Regions from separate parts of the Mus musculus genome. Here region 2 is linked to region 1. Evidence: chromatin loops called from intact Hi-C (ENCODE). Cell type or tissue: gastrocnemius. All regions are shown on one strand. Links, peaks and the distances in the headings refer to the core of each region. The heading gives the core; the rest is flanking DNA. Region 1 holds the start of Itpkb (inositol 1,4,5-trisphosphate 3-kinase B). Region 2 overlaps Itpkb (inositol 1,4,5-trisphosphate 3-kinase B).

The links. Hi-C counts contacts between places; a loop is a spot of excess contacts. Peaks named below come from ENCODE experiments on the same cell type or tissue, not always from the same donor. Only the 100,000 strongest peaks of a DNase experiment are listed, where the experiment ranks them.
Region 2: it touches region 1 in a loop (2.8-fold over the local background); 14 of 42 quality-filtered maps call a loop at or near these places.

The regions. Positions count from the first base shown.
Region 1 is chr1:180,323,447-180,336,010 of GRCm38, reverse strand. Itpkb (inositol 1,4,5-trisphosphate 3-kinase B) reads right to left here and starts at 5,535. Exons shown (of 8, transcript NM_001081175.1): 1 at 5,232-5,535; 2 at 1,781-3,899. The coding sequence starts at 3,700. It also overlaps the pseudogene Gm5069. In gastrocnemius, for the core only: a CTCF peak has its summit at 6,879; DNase peaks (open chromatin) are centred at 4,969 and 5,416; H3K4me3 peaks cover 1,930 bases; H3K27ac peaks cover 2,259 bases.
Region 2 is chr1:180,380,202-180,392,765 of GRCm38, reverse strand. The region is part of intron 2 of Itpkb (inositol 1,4,5-trisphosphate 3-kinase B); the gene reads right to left. Among named protein-coding and RNA genes, the nearest start is that of Gm39712, 22 kb to the left of the region's middle. In gastrocnemius, for the core only: a CTCF peak has its summit at 5,019; DNase peaks (open chromatin) are centred at 4,069 and 5,116; H3K4me3 peaks cover 2,127 bases; H3K27ac peaks cover 5,000 bases.

The sequences.
Region 1 (12,564 bases), core at 4,951-9,950:
AGAGAGCAAAGCAGGCTAGTGGTGTCTTTCTCCCTAACTCCACTTTGTGGGTGTCTAAAAGAACCTGTTCAAAGGCGGGAGGTGGAGCGAACAGCGTCTCACCTCTGAGCCTCTCTTACCAGTTCCTCCCTGGTTACTTATCTGCTTTTAATCTTACAAATGAAGAACAACGACAACAACAACAAAACCAGTTTACCTGTTACTTGTTATTATTTAACTCCCCTTTAACTCACTCCCAAACAAGACTTTGTTTTCAAACGTGCATGTATGGGCTGTTTTGGCAAGCAGTCAGCAGGAGCTGTTCAGCCACCACAGAAAGGGCAAGTGGAAACTGCATAACAACTCAGAGCTATTTGGGTGTGCCAGCCCAGCTTTGGGGTTTCAAAAACAAATGGAGAGAAGACCCTCTCTTACTTACGAGTAACTGCTGGGCAGAGGGCAGAGAAATTGAGCCTCACCTTTAAAAAGATGCATTTCCCAGCTGCCCTGTGACCACTGTCCCCTGAGGCAGACTGCCCGCCTGCCCGTCTGCCCTTTTTCTAAAGGTGATAATACTGGCAGCAGGTGCAAGGTGCCTGGAGCCCTGTCCTGGCCCCCAAATGACTGATTAGGACTCCTGTTTGCAAACACATTTGTCTTTCTAGACTACCAGCAGAAAACAGAGAAAGAGATTGCTGCTCTTCAAAACTAGACCATGTTTTCTGAAATGGAAGCTGGAAAGGACTGTGTTTTAGAGTCCAAAATTTCTTAGTGTTGAGTGGAACTGTAATACAGCCAGGAAGGATGGAGAAAGTTATTGGGGTACAAATGGGTGGAATCTCACATTCAAGATGAAACCAGAAGGCTACCCACTAAAATACCATGTTGCTTTCCCCACAAGGAAGCCCTACAACCTCTTGCATGCCAGGTAAGGAAACTCCCCATCCTCCATGGAGAGGCAAGAGAAAGGCCATCCCATTTTAGAAGAGCTAGCTTCAACAATTACCTTCTGAAAGAGACTGACCTCAGCTCAAAAATGAGATCAACCACACAGTAGGAACGAGCATCTGCCACTGCCTCAAACAGACCAAGCATTAGTGTAATGAACATACATGTAGACATGTACCAGAAATGGACCTGTCCCAACTTACACTCTTAAGGAGACACCATGTGCCTAACTCAGACAACTCAAGTCAAATGAAGCTACAAAAGAAAGGATCTACTTGGCTCAAACGATACTTTTCCATTTATCTCGCACGTCACACTGCATATTAGTTACGTTGACTGACACTGATACAGCCAACTGCTGCCTAACTTACGTGTGAATCTCAATAGTTGCTCAAACCGTAGATCAGCCATACAACCACATCTGCAGAGGTCAGGGGCCTGTCACAGGATCATACCACTCACATTCCTGCCTAGGAGTAGAGGCTGAGTTAAGCCAATAGATATCTTTGTCAGCCTGAATAAACCATGAAATGAAGTGTTTCACTCCATCAAGTCAAAGCAACGCATCTCTGCTCACCAGCTTTAGAAATTAGGAAGGTTTATTATAGTTGACATACACGAACCTTATGTTCCTTCAGACCCATTTTTTAAAGACATGTACCGTAAGAACAACTTAAACTCACTGCCCAGTCTTCAGAGTGCTTGGTAGACCATGCCCACAACAAAACCACCTATAGAGAGATATTATGACTTTACCAGAGCCCTGCTCAGGGTCTTTCCCGCTCAGCAAAAAAGTAAGAAAACCAGGATGATGCACGGAGCATCCAAGGTCTGCTTGCGAGGCAACACTTACCACTCTGGGCTTCTGCTGGTCCAGGGTATGCAAAAAGGCTGAGTTGGGGTCCAGCGTGCGCTCAGGGTCACTGGAGATGTCCTCCTCCGAGTCATCGTAAGAAGAGGAGAAGCCAGTGGAGGAGGCTGAGGAGGAGGACAGCTTCCTCAGAGGCAGGGGACCCCGAGGGCTTCCTTGGATCTCCTCTAGCCCTCCATCCTCCTGAGCACCCATATCTGTAATGATGACTGCAGGGATGGCTGGGATGTTGCTGGGGCTGCAGGCCTCTTTTAAGGAGGCCTTGTCCTTCTGGTCTGGGGGCATCTCTTGGCAGCTAGGGTGAGCATCTCCGTCTGGCAGCTGGCTTCCCCAAGTCCCCTTCGACTGTACCCCCGTGTCACGTGTCCAGATCAGGGGAGCTTCCTCCAAGGCACTGGGCCAAACTATGGAACTCTCAGGCTGCATTCCCATCCTGTCCCCAGGGAGGCACTGGGGTTCTTTCAATTTTGTTGTTACTTCCCCAGGTGGTAAAGGTTCCAGCATTCGGCCATAATGAACGTCTTCCTCCACACCCCTAGCCCCTGGCTGTGCTGCCTGGCTGCCCCCAAGCAAGCCCAGTGCTGGAGAGCCTTCTCTCTCACTGTCCAGGGTCTGCTGGGGCCCTCGCATCCCTGGGATCCTATTTCCTCCCTTCTCAGGTCCTACGGAATCCAGGTCTACAGGCAGTCTAGACCATCTGGGGTCCTCTGAGGGCTCTGAGCTTTGGGCAGTCACAGCCCTCTCTTCTGGTCTTTTGATGACTTCAGGTGTCCAGGAGCCCTGCCCACCAACAGAATGAATTCCTCTTCCCACCCTTCCAGGGGGTTCTCTCATGTGGGTCCGGACAGGCTCTGGGGTTGAGCCGGTCTCCTTGCCCAGAAACTGCCCCCGTCTCTCCATCTGGGCCTCCCAGGGGCGCATGCCCCCGAGCTCACAGCCTGTCTCCATGAGGGCAGAATCATGTCCAGGGTGTGGTCCAGCGGATGCGGCTGAAGCTGCCACTTTAGTAGCCAACGTTAAGCTAGTTCCAAAGCGCTCCAGTGAGGGAGCAACCCTCTTGTCAGTTTCCATGGGTGTGGGTGAGCCACAGCGGGGACTGGCCGGGGTACCTCTTTCCATTCTCACGGAAGTAGATGGACTCTGAGTCCCTAACCTGGTCGGGCTGGCTGGGCCTAAAAGAGGGGCCACTCCCTCCTTGTCCTTCGAGGGGTGTGTGCTGAGTCTGCTTCTCCTTCCAGAGTTGGTATCTGGGGTTTCTGTACATTGTTCTCCCCAGGACTTTGTTCTGCGTTCCTCACTTGGAGAACACGGAGCCAAGACCCTTTCGGGGGGCTGGCTGCTACTTCGGAAGGGACACGGGGAGGGCGAACGAGCCCTACCCAAACGCGGGCTTCGGGGCGCTTGAATGGCAGAGCTCTGTGCCTGGATTTGCGCCTCGAACATGCCCACTTTCTGGTTCACCTGCACATTTTGCAACTCGCGCTGCAGAATCCGCAGCTTCCTCTGGGCCTCCTCTGGCCCAGGTGGGGAGAGGATGCGGGCCGCCACCACCTGCTGCGCGTCCCCTCGCAGGCGGCCAGCCCAACTGGGACTGCCCACGCCACTGCTGCTGCTGCTGTTGCTGCTGCTGCTGCCACCTCCGCTACCGCTGCTACTATTCAGCCTGCGCCGGCCGCTGCGCCAGCCCCCAGGACTCCCGGGCTCCTCCAGGGACAGCGACTCTGCTGGGGGGAAGAGAAAGGAAGCGCCTCTCCCAGGGCTGAAGACGCTGCCGGGACTCAGCGCGGCCCTCCCGGAGGGCTGGGGCGTCTCGCTGCCGCTGGGCCGGGGGCCGCCACTCTTGAGCTCGTTGGTGCTGTTCATGATCACCAGGCTATTGAGGGCATAGCAGTACACAGCCATAGTACAGGGTCCGCCCGCCGCCGCGGCTCTCCGTCCCGCTCCACCGCCGGCGCCTCCTCCTCCCGCGGCTCTCGGCTTAGTCCCGGAGGCCCGGCGGCCGTAGCTCTGCGCGCTGATGGAGCAGCATGGCCTAGGCGGCGGGCACAGGGCAAAATCGCGGGCTCGGCCCCCGCCCCAAGCTCCATAAACGATTTCGCGGCTGTGGAGACACAAGGAGAAAAGTCAGAATTCCCGAAGGCATCAAGGGGGTGGGGTGGAGAGAGCCCACCCGCAGAAAGCAGAGAGCAAAGGGAGCCCCGGGACCCCAATCTGCTGGGGACGGGGTGCCCCTGGATGTCTAGCCTACAGGAGTTGTGATGCTCAGTGAGGAGGCAAGCCGGGCCGCCTCGATATGGCCTCTATTGGTATTTTCCGGCGGTGGTCCACCTCCCCCAGCTTGTGATACACTCCAAGAACACCTAGAATCCCAAATTCTGAAATTAGTCTCGGTAGCCACGCGGATGGCCGAGGGAGGAGGTGCAACTCGCTGGTTCCCTCCTCGAGACTGGCCAGGTTTCCTTGGCCAGAGCAAACACCGGCTATCGAGGATGACAGGCAACCCTGCTCCACCCTCTCAGGACATCAGAGGCCAAGTCACAGGGAACCTGACCCGGACCTGCCTTCCCCAAACCGCTGCTGGAGCCGAGACCTGGAAGGGGACTTGTGTGCCCACCGTTTTCTTTCTGATCCTGGTCTGGGGCTATGCCTCTCGGCCTATGAAAGGCCGGGAAGAGCGCGGGGGTGGGTGGGGGTGGGGCAGTCCAGGCACTTTTCAGCACTAGCCTTGATGTCTGTCTGTCTCCAAACAAGTGTGTTTTGTGAATGTGGGCACGCGTGCGCGCCAGGGAGCAAACTCTGCAGTATCCAGCACTGGAATCAATCCTGGTGGCTCCCTACTGTCCCCTCAGACCCTGCAGCGAGTGTGTGTGTGTGTGTGTGTGTGTGTGTGTGTGTGTGTGTGTTTGGGAGAGGGGATGCATGTCCGCAGCTACTCAGCCCTGCGCGCATCCTGTTAGCGAGGACCCAGCTGCCCCCTCCGGGACCCACACCCCTCGGAGGAACTCTGGGCTTGCTTGCACAGTTGCAGCCCGGAGGCCTTCTAATTGTGCAGGCCTGAGAATTTGCAGCCCTTCGGGGTCCCGCAAGCTAAGCCCCGGAGCAGCGCGGCCGGCCGAGGGCAGGGCCTCGCGCATCCCGGGCAGCCTCGCCTGGCGCCAGGGGAGCCGCCGGGCAAGCCGAGCCCCAGACGCCCGCAGCGCGCCGGGGAGGTGGTGGCGGCGCAGCGGCCCGGAAGGCGATGGGAAAGTCGAATCGCCTCCTCTGCCCCCAAGGCCACGCCACGCTACCGTCCCAAATCAGCCTCCCTTCTCCGTCGTTCTAGCCCTCACCTCCGTGCTGTGCTCGGACCCCGGAACACCCAGAGGAACCCCAGCACAGATGGAGCGGAAAGAGGGTTCAGAGACGAGGGCCAGGAAGGAGCCGCCACGCTTACCTGCAATTGCTCAGACTTCCAGGTCCCGTGCAGGCGACATGCCCCGGGGACTCCGGGCTCGTACAGACCAAGTGGCTTAAAGTTTTTTTAAAAAAATAAAAAAGCTCCCAAAGGGTTTCCGCAACAACTTATGGAAGACGGAAAAAGTGGGGTGCAACGAAGCTGAATGTACCGGCGCAGGGACTAGGCGATCCCGGAGGGGACACCGCCAGGCCGACCCTGCGTTGCTCTGTGCTTGGTTGGAGACACTACCGCTGTCAGCGTCTGCTCCCTGCTACTTCAGTGTTTGTTCAATGTAAGATTTAAAAAAAAAAAAAAAAGTTGGGGGTTGAGGGAGGAGGCAGAGAGGCGGGGGCTTGGGGGAGGAAAGCAGGAAGGAAGTTGTGAGCCTGTCTGGGGTTGAACTCAGCGGAACAAGTTTTTCTTTTCTTCTTTTTTTTTTTTTTTTCTATTGCTTGGCAAACCGAGGGAGGGAAACACTTAAAAAAAAAGTTTCCATTGTTAGCTAACAAAAAAAAAAAAAAAAAAAAAAAAGACTTTAACTTCTGCGGGTTAAAGATATACGATTTATTTTCCATCCCTCGACCAAGGTTTGCTGGTGTCTAGTTTTATGAAGCTACGTTTGAAAACTGTTTTTAATAAAATTTTGAGTGTGCTAAACAAAGCTGCTGGGGGGGGGATTTTTCTAGCATCGAAAGAGGGGTAATATTCTGCCTAAGCAGAGGGTGTACTTGTACTACAATAGGCAACTTTTTACAAGGTATATTGCATATATTGCAGGGCATTTCCTTGCACAGTTTTAGGTTTTAATGCACCATGGTAGAATTTTGGAAGACTGGTTGGACTGTGAGCTGCTGAGTGTCTTGTAGGCTAGATGTGTGAAGGAGCTCTGCATTAAGCAGTTATCTATAAACGCACACAGAGGCTGTGCTGTTCGCGTATTTTTGCACTCAACTCTCAAAAAGTTATTTTAAGAAAAAGCATAGTCCTGGGGCTGAGGCCCGATCAATGTCTTCAACCACTTGCTCAGTCTCCTGTGAATTTACTCCTGCGTTTTCAAGGGTTCTACTCTACCCTCAAATAAAGGGGGGGGGGCACCAGGCAACACTGGAGGGCGGGGGACACTCCCTGCCCCCATACACACACACTTAAGCCCCACCCGGCACTGCAAGCCTGTTTTGCATAATTCCCTAAATCTTAAACTCTAGCGTTTAGTGGAAACAGGGAACACAGCTGCGAGGTTTAGGAGATTTAAGAATCCTAAGCTTGTATCCGCCCATATATCCTGATTAGCCAAACCTCGGATGGAAAACCTGACCGCCTGTAGCAAGCAGACAGCTTACTTGTTTATGTAACAATACCGTTGAAGTGAGCAAAGCAACCTGCAGCTTGGTCAGGAAAAGACTCAAGCAAATTTGAAACCAAGAGCCCTTCCAGCCAAGAATTCCTGGAATCGGACAAGTCCTTTCTGGTTTTGTTTTGTTTTGTTTTTGTTTTATTTTTTATTTTTTTTAACATACCCTGGAAGGCTTGAATCTGGTTTCCCTCTCACCCTCAATGGGGCTGAATAAAGATGCCTGTCCTGTGTGTGTTCTAGTATTACCGTGAGACAAAGAAGCCACCTCTATCTAGACTCCCTCCTTTGGTCCCTAGTGGCAAGAAGAGGAGTTACTCAAGCTATGAAGTCTAATCTGAGAGGTGATAAATGCCTCAGTAGAAGCAACTGAAGAGCCTAGCAAAGCTCCCACAAATCTCTACCTTGCCGGCCCCTGAGAAGCTGTTCCTAGTTGCTATTGTCTCTTGTAGGTGAGTCAGTCAACCTTCCCTAGTGAGAAATGAAGGCTGCTGGAACATGCCCTTAGTCTCTGAGTAATCCTTGGCCAGTCAGCTGCTGTCAGACAGGACATGGAGATGGAACTTCTGGCTTGGATGTAAGGGAGACAAGACGATAGTCCTAACCATGACACTGAGAGGGTTTGGCAGGGTTTAAGTCCCCAGATTGGAAGTCAGCACAGCAGGCTTTATATCCTACCATAGAATCTAGCTGGCTCCCACAACGTAAAGCAAAAGTTAACACTTCGACGTAGTGTTTGCTATTTCCAGACACTGGTTTAGGCACATTTTGAATATGTATACAGGACTAAGGACATAGTATGGGTAACAGAATGCCTTCCTAACATGCACCATGCCCTGTGATTGGTCCTCAGCACCGCACAAGCCAGGCTTGTTGGCCTAGTGACACGAACCTGTAATCCAGCACTGTAGTGGTGGAGGCAGGAGGATGAGAAGTTCAAAGTCACTATTAGCTACATCAAGAGTTTGAAAGCATCTTAGGCTATCTGAGATCCTGTCTCAGCAATCCCTCCTTACCTCTAACACACGCACACACACACACACACACACACACACACACACACACACACAAGAGAAAAACAATTTGCATATTGTCAACCTTATAACAACACTGTCAGGTAGGCGTTGTTACAGGCTTCATTTACACTAGAAATTAAAATTCAAAGAGGCAGCTCTCTGCTCCTCCCTGTTCCAGAGACAGTGCATCTTCTTGTGCAGTGCCAGCCTCGTCCCGTAGACAAAATGGTGAAGGCCGGTGTGAACGGATTTGGCCATATTGGGCGCCTGGTCACGAGGGTTGCCATCTGCTCTCTACATGGCAAAGTGGAGATTGTTGCCATCAACGACCCCTTCATTGACCTCGACTACATGGTCTACATGTTCCAGTATGACTCCACCCACAGTAAATTCAACGGCACAGTCAAGGCTGAAAATGGGAAGCTTGTCATCAACGGGAAGCCCATCACCATCTTCCAGGAGCGAGACTGCCCTCCCCCCAACATCAAATGGGATGAGGCCAGTGCTGAGTATGTCGTGGAGTCTACTGGTGTCTTCACCACCATGGAGAAGGCGGGGGCCCACTTGAAGGGTGGAGCCAAAAGGGTCATCATCTCCGTCCGTTCTGCCGATGCTCCCATGTTTGTGATGGGTGTGAACCACGAGAAATATGACAACTCACTCAAGATTGTCAGCAATGCATCCTGCACCACCAATTGCTTAGCCCCCCTGGCCAAGGTCATCCATGACAACTTTGGCATTGTAGAAGGGCTCATGACCACAGTCCATGCCATCACTGCCACCCAGAAGACTGTGGATGGCCCCTCTGGAAAGCTGTGGCGTGATGGTCGTGGGGCTACCCAGAACATCATCCCTGCATCCACTGGTGCTGCCAAGGCTGTGGGCAAAGTCATCCCAGAGCTGAACGGGAAGCTCACTGGCATGGCCTTCCGTGTTCCTAACCCCAATGTGTCCATCGTGGATCTGACATGCCGCCTGGAGAAACCTGCCAAGTATGATGACATCAAGAAGGTGGTGAAGCAGGCATCTGAGGGCCCACAGAAGGGCATCCTGGGCTACACTGAGGACCAGGTTGCCTCCTGTGACTTCAACAGCAACTCCCACTCTTCCACCTTCGATGCCGGGGCTGGCATTGCTCTCAATGACAACTTTGTCAAGCTCATTTCCTGGTATGACAATGAATATGGCTACAGCAACAGGGTGGTGGACCTCATGGCCTACATGGCCTCCAAGGAGTAAGAAACCCTGGATAACCCACCCGAGCAAGGACACTGAGAGCAAGAGAGAGGCCTTCAGTTGGTGAGGAGTCCCTATCCCAACTTGGCCCCAACATTGAGCATCTCCCTCACAATTTCCACCCCAGACCCTCATAGTAACAGGATGAGCCTAGGGAGCCCTTCCTACTCTCTTGAATACCATCAATAAAGTTCGCTGCACCCACCTCTCCTTGGTTTTAATGCGGTGTTGGGGAAGGGAGGGCATATGGGGAGGTAAAGAAGGCTCCAAAAAAGAAAAAAAAATCCAAAGAGGCGTGGCATTTGATCAACACGTGCACCCTGGTACCACAGCTGGCAAAGCTTGATCAGTGCTGTGTGGATCACTCACAGGCTCTATGCTTGTTGCTACTCTCCTTATGCCAGTTCTTTACAACTAGTTACTCCCTAACTTTTCTGGGACCCTCCCCAATTTGCTCGCTTTTGGGATGGGATTGATGCTATAAAATTAATATGTATAAAGAGTGGTGGTGTAAAATCTTTAGCTGACATCATCCTCTAACAATGAAGGATGGGCAGATGTACTCTACTGTAATGGGTTAGGCGTCCCTGATTATCACTCTTGTTCAACGTTGTACTTGGAAGGCTCAGTGAGGCACCATGTGCCTATAATCCCAACAGTCCCATTTCAAATACACTGCAAATGCAAAGCCAGTTTGAACTATGTGACACCCTTGATGTCCTGGTCAGTGTTGTCACACAAGAAAAAGAAATAAAAGACCTTTAGGGTGAAAGAAGTAAAACTATTGTTTGAACACAAGATGTGTGTCGGCAGAGAAAGAAATCTAGTGGAATTTATAAAAAAACCACCAGAAATATAACTAAATTTAGGAAATGTGTTATATTTCTATTGTTACTAAGAAAGAGCCATAGCCTGGCTAGTTGAAACGACAGAGATTTATTTTCGCATAGTTCTTGAGGGTAGAAGTGTGAGATTAAGGAGCTGAGAGTTCTACAGCTCAAGAAGACTGGCTTCCAGGTGGCTAGGATGAGGGTCTCAAAGGCCACGCCCAGAGTGACACACCTACTTTGGCAAGGCCACATCTATTGGCCCCACTGCGTGGGCCAAGCATATTCAAACCACCATACCTACTTTAACCCTAATTACTGTTTAAAAGATCCACCTTTCTCTTGTAATCTCATTCTGAGGTACTGAAGTTAGGACTTGACCATGTGACCACACCACAGCAGTGAGGCTGAGAGAAGTAAGAGCGATGAACGCTGTTAAATACTTAGGGGTACACATGAAGACGCATGCATACGACCTGGAGGCAAAAAACACAGAACAGTGCTAAGAAAAAAAAAAAAAAAAAGACCTGAAAAAACTGAAAGATGGACCATGTTCATAGATTAGAGGACTCAATATTCTTTCTCTCTCTCTCTTTTTTGAAGATTTATTTATTTTATGTATATGAGTGTACTGTTGCTGTCTTCAGACACACCAGAAGAGGGCATCAGATCCCATTACAGATGGTTGTGAGCCACCATGTGGTTGCTGGGATTTGAACTCATGACCTCTGGAAGAGCAGTCGGTGCTCAGCCAGTAGTTAGCTGAACCATCTCTTCTCCTCAACTCAGTATTCTTGATGCCAGTTCCTCTCAAATTTACTAACAGATGCAATGTAAGCAAAATATCCCAGTAGTTTTTTGTTTTGTATTTTTATTTCATAAGCGTCATAGGGAAACACAAGAATTTAGAAGAGACAAAATAGCTTTGACAAAGAAGAAAATAGAAAAACTAACATCACCTGTTGTCAAGAGTTACTTTAAAACCCAGGGCTGGAGAGATGGCTCAGCTGTTAGGAGCACTGGCTGCTCTTCCAGAGGACCTGGGTTCAATGACCAGTACCACATGGTGACTCACAACCGTCTGTAAGTCCAGTCCCACAGAATCCAAACCCCTCTCTGACCTCCACAGGCACTGCACATGTGTGAACACACGTGCACTCAAGCAAAACACTCATACACATATAATAAAATGGAAAAAAAAAAGATCCTTAAATGTAAAAACATGAAACTTTCACAAGAACACACAGGAGATTGGCTCGGCTGGTAAAGTGCCTAGCAGTCACAAGCTGGGTTTGAACTCTGGAGCCACATAAACTAGAGGTGGTGGTTTGCAGCTGCAATGCACTACACTGGAGGTGGAGGTAGCAGGGTCAGAAATTCAAGCTCACACTCTACTACATAGCAAGTTCAAGGCCAGCCTCTTATACATGAGATCTTGTCTCAAAAAGAAAAGCAGAAAAGTCCCTGAGATTTTGGGTAAACAATCTCTCTTTCTGTGTGCGTGCATGTGTGTGTGTGTGTGTGTGTGTGTGTGTGTGTGTGTGTGTGTGTGTGTGTAGTATGTAGTTATGGATGGATAGATGTACACATGTGCGTTTGGAGGTCAAGCGTCAATAGAGACCTTTCTTTCTTCCTTTCTTATTTTTTTTTCAGACAAGGTCTCTCACTACCCTGGTATGGCTAGCCTGACTGGTCAGTGAGTTTCACTGATCCACCTTCCATAGCTCCCACCTCCAATGCTAGAATTAAAGGTTCAAGCCAGTACTCCTGGCTATGTATGCAGGTGCTGCAGACCTGAACTCGGGCTGTGTTCACACAGAAGTGGGCATGTGGTACACAGTTATAATCTCAGAGAGCAGAAGGCAGAGGGAATTCAAGGCCAGCCTGGGCTACGTGGTGAGTCACTGCCATAAACAAAACAAAGAGCATACACACAGAAGAACAATGACCTTTAAGTGTTACTGAAAACAAGAAAAGTGTCCAAGGAACACAATTCAGTGTAGTAGCGCTTGCCTAGCAGGTGAAAGGCTCTGGGCTCACTCTCCAGGACTGGTAAAATAAATACGTACCAACATACATACATACATACATACATACACACACATACATACATAAAATACATATGCAAAAATATGCATAGCAGCTTTATTTGAATTGAGAAAAAAATGTATTATCTATATAGAAGCGAATGGGTATGAGCTGGCTGGCTGTTGCTTGTACCCTGGAACACTGCTCATGAGGGAGAACTGTGGACTCTTGACCATCACAACATGCAGAAAGCTTTAAACATCTAAGCTGACTGAAAGAAATCAGACGGCTAGGAGAGTGTTGAGACAGAGGAGGCCGGGACTGAAGGAGAGGTAACTAACCAGCAAGTTGATGAATTCAGGTTAGAATCGAGGAGATTCACCCTGGAACGCTGAGGAAACAGACATAAACCAAGCAGCTGAACTCAGTATAGAATAAAGAGGAGACTGGTCCCTGGACTTGGAGGCATGAAGCTGTGGAGAGGTAACTAACTGTGTGGAAGACGCAGAATTGTCTGAGCTGGCTGGAGAATGAGTCAAAGCTTATGGCCTTGGCATTTATTTATAAATAATTAGTCTCAGAGTCATCATTCCAGGAGCATGGGCTAGGAGGGGAAAAAAGAATTATTACTTTTTACGCTCATCTCTCTAGGGGATGGTAATGCCCATAGTGGGCTGGGCCCGCCTCCCTCCATTAGCAATCAAGAAAATGCCTCACACACATGCCCACAGGCCAGTCTAATAAAGGAAAGTTTTTTCTTCTCAGTGTGCCAAGTTGACAACCGAGATTAGCCATCACGACTGTTGAGTCATTTGTTGATATTTTTACTGTATTCCCTGGACTAACACCACGTCAGTATTTCACTTCATATG
Region 2 (12,564 bases), core at 2,769-7,768, 59 kb before region 1:
CTCTGGGGGCCTCTACCTACTGTGTGTCAACTTTCACACATTAAAATCTGTTCAGAGCCTTTCAAAGTCCTGACTTGGCTCCCCTCCACTCCAGTCTAGGGCACCCTCTTTGGCCCATCTGAAGTTTTGCTGGAGTATCCTAAGGTGTCAAGAATAACAAGTCCGAGGAACAGAGGGAGGAGCCAAACTAAACTTCGGAGCCTCAGTCCTCCACGCCCATATTCTCTACAATCCAAAGGCAGTGTCCTCAATGACTGATTTGCCTGCTCAGAGGGTCAGGGTGGCCCCAGTTTTCCATGTAGTAAAATGAACATCTGGCTGCCGTGTGATGCCTTACACAGAACCTTCTAACTCAGAATTACCTGCAGGGAGATCCTGATGTCTAAAGCAATCCAGAAAAAAAATGCAATCACAGATAACCCCATTCTATTTCATTTCACTTTAGCACTGTACAGGCTAAGTTTGGCATAGTGAGTCAGCCATCTTGGTTTCAATATTACTGGTAAATTCTAAGGAAGCAAAAAGTGGCAGTTTGTTTGAACCACCATGTAGCCGGTTTTTGCTACTTTGTGGGTTCTTCTTTCTTCTACCCTTCTCTACCTCTTTTCTTTCACCCTTTAATCCCTCCTAACTCTAAGTAGGAGAGTAAAAAGGATAGAGGGGAAAGGAAGAGATCCCCGAATAAAGTCCCAGTTGGAAAGGGAGGCAATGTTACCGTTAGACTACTTCCAGCTGATGAGGGGCTTCCAGTTGGGTGGGGGCAAGTTTGATCTTTGCCATCAGGAGACCTAATTATTTTCTTGTTATTGTTTCAGTTTTTAACACATGACTACTTAACAAATGGTGACTGACAATGACTGAACCCAGCATTACCAACCCACCCTGCCCCCGCCCCCCCAGGAACTCTAGCATTTATAGACCCTCTGAAAAGTCCCCAGAATCCCGAAGACCACACAATCGTAGAAACTATCTGAGCTGGCAAAATCACACCCCTGCTAGAGCACGAGGCAAATCATAGTCAGCTGTGGGCAATCTGAAGCAGCCCCATGACCCACACCTTGGGTTAAAATGAAAACATGTTCTTATCATAGTTCTGTGCTTTTTAAAGAAACCAAAATCCCAGAGTTCCCACTACACCACAGGTCCTGACACTCTGAAGACTCTTCTAATTCTTTAATACAATGGTTGAAAGGGATCTTGGGTCTGGGACACCACCCTACTACTCCAGTTGGAGGTTGGATTCTATTACCCTTTCCACCCGCTACTCTGACTCCCCTGGTGAGCCTGAAAAGCAGCTCAACTTTCTGACAACCTTGACTTCCTCATCTGCAAAACAGGGATAACAAGGCAAGCCCTGCCCCATCCCAGGTTGTTATGGCAACCGAGTAAGAAAGGAGATATGAAGGTGCTTTACAAACCACAAGATACACTCCAAGTTCAAGCTCCTGAGATGGAGAAGAGCCCAGAAACCTGAGAGTATTTTATTCTGATTTGTTAAAGGATTTATATCATTCTTTGACTTAAAAGGACTTTGGGGTGCTGAGGTTTACATCTGTAACCCCAGCATTCAGAAGGCTCATCCAGGAAGATGGTTAACAGAGGCTGGCTTGGTCGACAGTGAGACTCCATTTCAGAAAAGCCAAAAGGGGTGGGGTGGAGAGACCAGAGTAGCTGCCCAGAAGTGGCCTTGACTTCTAAATCAACTTCTCCAAGCAACTCGCATAAACAGACTGTTGATTCAGACAGCTGTAAGCACAACAGGAAAGATGGGACACTTTCCACGTTCTCTTTTCACTTATTTTGGGTTTTGAGTCATGAAAAGAACGTGGGCAACCTTACCGCATTGCCTTTTAGATGAGCGTAAAGGTCATTTCCTAGAACCCTCTCCCCACTCCGGCAGCTGGGCCTGTGGTAGGCAGCATACCAGCTCCAGCTCGGTGCTGAGCTGAAAGTCTAGATCTGTTTGGCCAGGATCTCAAGGACAAAGACATCCCCATCAACCTTCTCTCTGGTGCTCTGACCCCCCAGGAAGGGGACAGAAAGAGTTTCCAGGACACACAAAGACTTATTCTGCTCACAAGGGTATTGACCAACCCAGCCTACTAGACTGTGCCAGGATTGGCATGCAAGAGCAGAACAGGGACAGTTTCTGCTTTACCTCTGGCAGATGCACCCTTCTCTATTATTAGCAACCCAGGCAAGATGCCACGGGGCTGGGGACACCCCTTTGTGTCAAGGGGAAGGAGGCAGGAGGAGGTGCGTGTGCAGGAGAAAGAAGCAGGTGGAACTTCCTGAGGCTTCCTCCACAGAGCAGAGAGCAGGGTGAGGTTGCCAACAGCCTGTCCTCTTAGCTTGCTAACCTCAGACACACCCAAACTTCAAAGTTCACCCTGGATGTGGCTCGAGGTGTACCCCTGTGCTGCTAGGCCCAGCTCAGTCACCTGAGGTCTCTGGGTGTGGAGCTGCAACAGGCCTGGAGAGGCCTAGAGAAACAGAAAAAGAATGAGCAGAAAACTAGAGAAGCTCCCTCCCTCCCTCCCTCCCTTCCTCCCTCCCTCCCTCCCTCCCTCCCTCCCTCCATTCTGTGACAAAGATGCAATTTAGGGTAGCCCTAATGCTACAACACACTTATACCACCAAAGGATGGTGACCATTAACATAGTGCTGTTCCATAGGTCACTTTCAGTCCTGTTCAAAGTAGGGAAACAACTTTGTGTTAAAGATGAGAGGCAATCTTGGCAAGCCTAAGTAATCTGTCCATGGAAGAAGCATGGTGTATGCTGACTCAGTGGGTTGAGATGAGAGGCAGAGGACTGTCACCTCCATATATATGTGTGTGTGTATATATGTACATTATGTATACATGTATATATGTATACATGTGTATATATATATATGCATACACACTATCACTTGCTATATCACTATGCAACATCTATGTTTTTTATATAATATCTTGTATGTGTGCATGTGTGTGTGTGTGTGTATGAATTCTTTTAAAAAGACAGATTTCTGGCTAACGGTAGAGTCTACATTTAGGTAGAAGTGTTGCACTCCAGAACATGCCCGCTGGTCACACTTGTCTAAATGTTAACCACAGTATGAAAAGTATTCAGTCGGAGAGGCTTTGCAAAAGAAGCAACAAGTGAGTGGTGTTTATTGACTAACCAGGCAGAGTGGCCTAGGGAAAGTCAAATAAAATTCCACGGAGGTGAGCGAGCAGGCACTTCTGAGGCAGCATCAAGAACACCATTCTACTCAGTGCATGGAGACACCGGGCTGCAGGCCTCTCACAGGGCGCTGCCTAGCTAGGGCAACTAAAGTGGGAGGGAGGTTGGAAATTGGTCTCCAGAGCACAGCTGAGCGTTCATTCTGGCTGTCCTTTCCTAGTCTCGTGTGACTTCAAGTCGACCTGTGTGTGTCCTTGTGGACTTCTATATCTGTAACATGAGCTTGGGACATTGACAATGAATAGGAAAAGTGTCTAGCAGTAAATGATACCAAAATGGTCATCGTTGTTATCATAACCAATCTTGGTCTGGGTAAGAAAGGTTGAATTCCGTACTTGGGCAGCAGGGGTTGGGGTATGGGTGGTAGGTAGTGGTGTGTGCTGGGGATATAACCCAAGGACTGAGGCATGCTGGGCAAACACTCTACCACTGAGCTGCACTACCGGGTCCAGCTCCATTTAAGTATGCTTTTGTTGTTATGTGGTAATATGCTTTTGAAACTGTTTCACTCTGCAGCCCAGACTCATCCAAAAGGTACTATGTAGCACAGGTTGGTGTAGATCCTCCTGCTTAGCCTCCCACGTGTTGGGTTTACAGGAGTGAGCCACCAACCTGGCCCCATTTGCCCTTTTGTAATCAAACAAACAAACAACAAACAAACAAACAAACAAAACAGAGCTGAGCTACAGCTTTGGTAAGGTTTGTTCACAGGAGACTCATTCTAAGCCACTCAGTTACCAGGAAGGTGGTTTCCTGTGTTTAGAGTGAGGCCACCCCAGAAGGGCTCACAGGTGTCAATCAACAACTCTGCTGGAGAAAAGGGGCAGGCAGCCAGGATGCAGGAAGGGGGCATCCCCAGGGCCAAGCCCTAGGCAAGCATTACTCTGAGGGTAAGTCTGCATGGGAAAGGCTGTCCTGGGAGTCCCTAGTCACTTTCTCTAGGGATTAGAGCTTTGGTTCCTTTCCAAAACAGCACTTACTGACTCTCAACATGTTCCTGTTGTTCGTTTTGATTGCAATCTTGCCATTTGTGAAAATTAAAACATACCTGGATGCTAAAGAAGACTATCTCCTAATGTGCCAGCCATCTCCTGGGTCCCCTCATCCCTTCGGTGCCTTTGATCTCTTTTAAGTCTGGTGTATTACACTCCTGGAATTTAGAGAGGAGCTAATCTTGTCTTACAGTGTCTTGAGTCTGACAACCCCCAAGCCAAATATGTCAGTTCTCAGCCTCCACGCAGAAAACAGACTGATTAACCACATGAAGGCAGACACCAGGGGTCTTTGAGATGCTGTGGATAGAATGGTTCCCGAGGAATATCTTTAACGTTCTAGTTCCCTTTTAACTGATGTTTGGGGGAGGGGGAGATAAGAGATGGACATTTTTCTCTATCAGGGTAACTCAAGGCTTTACTTAAAATTGCTTAGGAATGGTAATAAACACAAGCAATGCATGAGGAAAAACCTACCAAGGATGACTGCAAGGATTTTTATTTCGTTCTCTGAATTAACCCACAACAGATGTGAATGTTTCAAAAAAAAAAAAAAAAGTTAAATGTTACTGTTTTAAATCACATTTCACAGGCAAGAGCCAAGAAAGCGTCTGACTTTTGAAACCACTTTCACCAGTGTAGAAGGCGTCGTTCTCAGCTGGAGAGAAAAATCTGAGAGGAATCCAGAGAATGCCACGCAGGGGAGAAGACAGAAATGTCTCTGTAGTCTCTTACTGATGTCGGAGTCTAGGACCTGTTCACCGAGGCTAACAGCTCAAAGTCATCAGAGCCCTCAGGCCGCTAGGGACCGCTCCAGGGTGGCACATCCCATTCCTGATGGAGGGTGGGGCCTGCAGGCATAGGGTGTCCAGGACATGGCTCCACCCCGCCTTTCCATGACGTCAGGCTCCGGGGGAAGGGCCGAGTGCGTGAGAGGCGGGGCACTGCGCTAGGAAAGAAGGGCGGAGCTAAATAAGGGGTGGGCCGGAAGAAGGGAGGGCATTGCAGAGGAGGGAGGGGCGGAGCAGAGTTAGGGGAAGCCGGAGTTCTAAGACTCTGACAAAGCGCTAGTCTTCCTTCCTGAAACCAGTTTGCCTTCCTGAAAGGCAGCCCCGACTTTATAACTTAGTTTGGAGGGAGAGGTCGGAGGTAGGGAATGTCTGTGGCCACGAGTAGAGGGGACAGAAATTCGTCCCTTTTATGACCAGAAGAATTAATGCTAAACAATCAGGGAACTTTAAGGAAAAGGAGAGCAACGACTCCACAGAAGAGAGGAAGAGGAATAGAGAGTGCGCATGTTTCCCAGCAGGTACACAGAGGCAGACATCTGTGAAAGGAATTTGTTTAGAGTCGCGACTCAGTTTAGTTGAAGCAAAAGCAAAGTCAGAGAGAGGAACTGAACAGTTTCTGTTGTCCCAGACACAATTTAAAGCGAATTTGTCCACTGACGGACCTTCTCTGTCCACGTGCCTTAAAGCCTCTGGACACAGCAGAGCCTGTCCCTGGGGCCAAGCAAGGGAGAAAATTCAATGTGAATGCAAGACACCTCCATCCCGATCAGGGCGCTCAAGCCTTGTGAGAAAGGGTCCCCCAGATGAACAAGTGGTCAGCATTTGAGGCCAAGTCCCTGTCCCTGTGTTTGCCAGCTCCTTTAGAATCGCTGGAACCTCCACTTGAGCCGGGGGGGGGGGGGAGAGGGAAAACAGGGGGGGGGCGGGAGGGGTGGTGGTTGGGGGGTCAACCTGTATCACTTGTGTGGACATTTACCTTAACACCTTGCTCAGCTTGCCTCCTCTCACTATGTAAAATTCAGTGATACATCAGAAAACAGTACTTGGGGCACACAGCCCCCACACACTGCTGCAGCCCCCCCCCAACCTCTGTCTCTTTTCTGGGACCCACAGTCCCAGCTGACACGGCCCTCTGCCCTAAGGGATGGTACTTTATTACTGTGGATTAGTCAGCGAGTCTGTTCCTATAGACACTACCATCCTTCAAAAGGTGAAAAGAAAGGGAAGAGAAGGAATTAGTAATACACTGTGGGTATATATTCCATTCCTGTCGTTACTCAAGAGAGCTCCCACCTATTCCCTGAGCTAGGCCAGAGTTGGGAAGTCTTAAGAAACGGATACAACTACAGGCCAAATCTAGCTCAGGCTAGCTGACAGAATGCAACTGCTTATAGCATATAGAAAAACACCTTCATCAAGGTAAAATGTTTGATCCCAATATTAAATATAAGCTCTAAAAGAAAGATCAATTTACAGCTGGGCACTGGTGGCACACACTTTTAATCCCAGCACTGGGGAAGCAGAGGCAGGTGGAGCTCTGGATTCCAGGCCAGCCTGCTCTACAAAGGTAGTTCCAGGACAGCGAAGATATCCTGTCTGGAAAAATAAAAAACAAAAAACAAAACAAAAAAAGTTTACATATCTTTGCATGGTGTAGATTTGGGAGGTGGGCAGATGGGCTTTCTCCTTTTCCTTCTGCATCACGTACATGCCTGAGCACTGAGAAAGTAAGCAATACAGGTCCATCTTAGCATCCTGAAGAACATAATTTACAACTCTTGGGCAGTTGTCCTGTCTTCCCCTCCTAAATAAGTGTCTGCGAACAGGCTACGGTGGCACACACCTGTAATCTAAGCAGCCAGGAGACAGAAGCAGTGTGGTTGTAGCTCAAGGCTATCTACAGCTACAGAACAAGTTTGAGGCCAGGCTGCCCCATTGCCTTGAAGCCCTTTGGACACAGCAGAGCCTGTCCCTGGGAGCACAGGTGACTGTCTAAAAAACACACAAGCAAAGAAATAAATGTCTGTATTAAAAAATATTGACATCCATGTTAGGGCTCAACGTTGCATATAGAATGAATGATGTTGGTAAACAGCTGAAGATGGTGGGCTGAAAGCCATCTCAGCTTCCTTAAGGGCCCCAGGTAACTCCCATCTCCATGAGCAAGCACAGTCAAGGTTGGCAGTGGGGTGGTTCTTAGCCTTGGCCACACATCAGCGTCACTTGGGACTTATCGCCCGTGTCCCTCCCTCTCTTAGTTTCTGACCTAAGCAGTTTAGAATGCAGTATGGCACCGAGACTCATTAAAGCTTCCAAAGTTTTTCCAAAATGCAGCTCAGGCCAGATCCACCTGGCTTGTGTTTAATCAAAATGGTCCAAGAGGGCTACGAATGCATAAGTGTCAGTCAGCAAGCAGGTCTGGTTCTTGGAAACAGGGCAACTCAGACACTCGTATGCATTCACAGTGAAATAGCTTTTCGTTGTTTGTTTGTTAGTTTGTTTTCTTGTCTTATTCTCACAGTGAAATAGATGACAAGGGGAGGGGTGGGAACCAGGTAGGCAGAAATTTACATCTAAGCCCCCACACCTCCTTCCCTCCCCTCCTTGTGACTTGGGCCAAGCCACTTAACTGCTGTGAACCTTGGTTTTGTCACATGTACAATGGGTGTGGCAGTAATTAATAATACCTCCTTTGCAGGGTGGAAGAATTAGCTATACTAGTCATTACCTGAGCCATCCAAAGACCTCTAAGCATTGCCTGTGACTGTTAACAAATAAATTGGCCACAGAATTAGATATGTTTAATATGTGAAGAGAAGATGCCGTCGGCTGGCAGTCCTCTTCCGAGGGAAGGACCCATTTAGAGATTCCTGTTCCTTGGAAGCAGTTGCGAAAGCCAAAGAAACTAAGAGTGCTGTGGAAGCAGGCAGGCACCGCCCAAGCACCCAGGACGCCTCACTTGGGTTCCCCACCCGAGGTCACTTGTAAATTCCACCTCAGGGGAGGGTGTGTGTTTCCAAGGACAGCTTGGCTGTATCTGGCTTTCTACCTCCCACAGTGGGCGGCTGCCACATTATGCTATCGCAAAGCGCAAAGCGTTCTGCAGAAGACAGGTCTGTCTGCCCCAGCCTCACGCCTACCTTCTTCCCACACCCTATTGTGAGACTCTGAGGGAAGCCAGGCCCCAGAGGAGCAGCTAGCCAGGCAACATGTCATGTGTTCCTTACAAACTGTGTGAAGCCCGTTGGAAGAGACAGATACTGGGACTCTGACAGGCATGTGAGGCAGAGAGGAGGAGGAAGGAATACCAAGCCAGCACTAGTGGTTCCTGAGCAGCCAGGAATAAAACAACCTCTCAGTAAAACCACTATTACCCTTCCTAACCTCTCCTTTTCCCTTTAACGTCTAAATGGCTGAGGAAGCGCTTTTGCATATGCATATTTCCCTTGATGCTCAGAACAGCCCTCTATAAAAGCATCGATGACATAGGATTAAGACCAGTCCAGTTCACTAATAAGAAAGCAGAAGCTCAAGGAAGACACAACTCATCAAAGGGAAACCAAGACTGGGACCCATGTCTGTATAACGAGAACCCACTTGCTCCACCATGCCATGGGCCTTGCTGGTAACCAACTCAAAGGCCTTATGGCCGCTACGTGGTGTGTCACCTGTGAATGCGGAGCTTGGGGCAGGGGGTTTTTGGATATAAAACTAATCCAAGCGCTAGCTGAGTTACTCTGGTTAGAGTCCTGATTCTAACGCTGAGCTGGGTAACCCATCACACCCTCAATCTTCACTTCATCTGAGAGAATGGCAAAGCCACCTGCCCAATGACAGGACGAAGGGGGACCTAAAGTTACAAAAGTCAACCCCTGAGCACCTTTGTAACATCTATGTCCACGGCATAGCCTTCCTCTCCTTATGCACCTTTGTTTTAAAAGGCTGTCAGAAGAGGGCATGGACCCCCTGGGACTGGAGTTATAAATGGTTGTGAGTCACCATGGAGGTGCTAGGAATTGAACGAGGGTCCTCTGCAAGAGAAACAAATGTTCTTAACCGCTGTGACTCATCTTCTGCCAAACCCTTACCAGCCAGCTTGCCTGGCATGAGGCTTCCAGGAGGGAAATAGTGGTCTGTATGCAGCAGTAGGCAAGCAGGCTCCCCAGCCTGCCTGCATTCCTGTTCAAAGAGCATGCTTCTCTCGGTGTGGGGGAGGGGATCAGAAGCTGCACCTTTAAAAAAATGGTATGTATGTATGTATGTATGTATGTATGTATGCATGCATGTATGTTCCCTTCCACAGTAGAGGGCATGAGAAAAAGTCCTTAGGAAAGTCAGCCACATCACAGGAAGGGTCTTGGAAATAAAATATTGTCACTGTTCTCATTTGTGAGATATGGTCCATCATCGTGATAAACCTTACAAACCAGAAAGCCAAGCACTGACATCCCAGGACTTCTAGGAGGCTCGTAGGTAAGAACCAAGTCTAGATCTGCCAGGGCCATGTGCTGTCCCACTGTCCCACCCTCTAACCTCCACTTGTTCATACCCTCAGGTCAGCATTGCCCAGGGTGCAGAATACCAGACTCACAATCAGCTGGGTTTCAAGCCCTCCATGGGAGGAAGGGTAAAAGCTGCTCACGGGTAGGTCCTCCTCCTCCTCATTTTTTTTTCTTTAACATATTTTTTTTAAGAGCCCAGATCTTGCTATGTTGTAGAACTTCTGGCCTCCAGTTACTCTCTCACAGAAGCTGTCTGAGTTAGGAGGACTAAGTTGGCACCTCTATGGGCAGCTTCGCCCCCCCCTACCCCCCAAAGCCGGTGCTGATCTGAGCGTGGCGGAACGCCTTTAAGCTCAGCACTCGGGAGGGAGAGGCAGGTGACTCTCTGAGAGTTCCAGGCTAACCAAAGCTACATAGTGAGACCATGTCACAAACAAACAAACACATGCCTGTGTAGATGTGGAAAGCAAATGACACAGAAAGATGCTACCTTCCAGGTACCCAGAGGGAAACAGCCCTTCACCAGGAGAGACACAATGGGTCTTTGTCATTGGGGAGCATGTCTTTATAAAAGCTTAAATCTGTTAACGTTCCCTTCTGACATGTGCTCTTGTTGTCCACGGGCTATTTTAACAGCCTTTGAATGCCTCACCGAAAAATTTGGCTCATGCTGGCCTGCATGTTCAGTAACTGCTCCATAGCACGATGACAGCCGACTGGGCCCCACCCCTGCCCCAGGGGCTGGCAACAAAGGCCCACTCACCATTTCCCAGTCCTGCCGAGTTCTCTCGGGTCTTCTGGCCATTGATAACACAGATTTCAACTGTGGATCCTTGTTCCTTCGACAGGCAGCTACTAAAGTCCAACTCAACAAAGAAAATCTAGCTCAATGTTCCCCTCTCCCACGGAGCCTTCACAGATAAGCTCTGGCAAGGAATCCTCCCAGCAAGTCCTGGGGCAGGCATACCCCTCCCTGGTCTGCCCACGACACCATGGCCCAGCCCTCCACAGCGGCCCTGCAGCTTCTGCTCTGAGATCTGACCGACGATGACACCTCCACCTCCACCTTCACAAGGCATGGATCTCACCCAGCAGGAATGTTTAGCATGAAACAGGTGTTTAGCTCAATGTTTATAAAATGAACACACAGGTTAACTGGTTAAAAGCCTGAAGACACTACAGTAAGATTTACCTAAGATTGAGCCTCCCTTATGTAAAATGCTTGGGTCCAGACGTATGTTGGATTTTAATTTTTTTGTTTTCTGATTTTTGAATATTTGCATATATAAAAACAATATATTTTAGAAACAGAACTCAAGTCTTAACACAAAATTAATTTTTTTGCTTCACATATACCATATGCGCACAGCCTGAAGGTAATTTTATTTTTATTTTTTAAGATGTGTTTATTTTAAATATGTGAGTACACCGTCACTCTCTTCAGACACACCAGAAGAGGGCATCAGATCTCATTACAGATGGTTGTGAGCCACCATGTGGTTGCTGGGAATTGAACTCAGGACCTCTGGAAGAGCATTCAGTGCTCCCAACTGCTGAGCCATCTCTCCGGCCCCTGAAGGTAATTTTATACGGCATTTTTAGTGAGACTGTGAGGTCAGGAGTCGAATTTTCCTCCTGTGGTATGTGTATTGCCAGTGCCCAGTTTTTGGATATTGGATGTTTGGAGAGTTGGGACCCTTTGACCTAGGAAGATTTCTACCTTCTTGGTCATGCAGCTCCAGGGCTGGGTGTGGACAGTGGCTGGCTGAGAGGCTGGGCTTGGTAGTGAGGCAGAGTAGTGAGGGGCAGCCCAGGGAGCTGCTGAGAGTGGAACTGTGGAAGGGGGCAGGGGTTAGGGGAAGGGCAGAGGGAGGGTGGAGAAGCCAACAGGAGACACTCTGAAACCAACCCTAGACTGGCAAGGCAAGCTCCTACAAGAAAGATACAGCCCACTCAGCACAGCAGATAAGCTAGAAGACCTTGCCTGGTATATACAGGACTTACCAGGATACTGGAAAACAACCCCAGGGAGAGCCATGTGAGCATGCATGCTTTCAAACCGATTTCATGCCCTGTGCTGAAGTCCTAGAGGTGGGCGGGCAGGGGGCAGGTCACAGGTCACACTTGCACCTGGAGGGCCAGAGAATGACTCAGCACCTCAACTACTTATCAGACCTGACCATTTCTAGACATGCCTGGTATTAACTAAAAAAGGGGTCTCAGTAAGTATCAAAAGTGGGGAAAGTCACAGGATTCACAGATACTATCTCTTGAAAATTCTGCAGTGGTGAAAATTCAGAAGCTACATTCCACCTTGACCTTCAAGGAGAGGAGGAAAATTCAATAGGACTGGACCACTCTAGTGCTTTTAAACTCAGTTGGGCAAACCTCAAAGGTCCTACATTGTTCCTTACATCCTCTGGGGCCTGTCCCTCCTCCAACCACAAGTAATACATCTTCCATGCAGACCAAACAGAGTACAACCCGAGCCCCTGTACAGACAACCAGATTGTAGGCCCCATGCTACTCATTAGCCACAGTACACCTGCCCACGATCCTCCCACCCAACTAGGAATCTTTTGTTACGTATAATGGGTAGCTATGCATGATATCAGAAAAAGAAAGTCCACAGCCTCAGTATGTGTCTGTTGCTCCTAAGAGTTGTCTTGCGTTAGTGTTAGACGTAAGATACCTCCACAGGCTTGTGGGTTTGGATATATGGTCCTTAGGTGGTAGTGCCATTTTTGGTGGGTTGTAGAACCATTTGGACTTATATCCCATTTGGCAGACATGGGGCTAGAAGGCTGTAGGGCTGGGTTTATGGTTGCATAGCCTGGCCTGGTTCCTACCTGAGCCCCTCTCTGCTTCCATGTCTACTGAGATGGGAGGAGTCCCAGTCACACAGACCTAATACTGTGAGCCCCTCCATGCCTTCCCTGTTGTGTTGGGCTGCACCCTCTCTAATCCTGAGCAAGGTAAGTCCTTCCTCCTTCAAACTGCTCCCTTTGTATATTTTATCACGACATTGAAGAGAAGTAACATACATAGG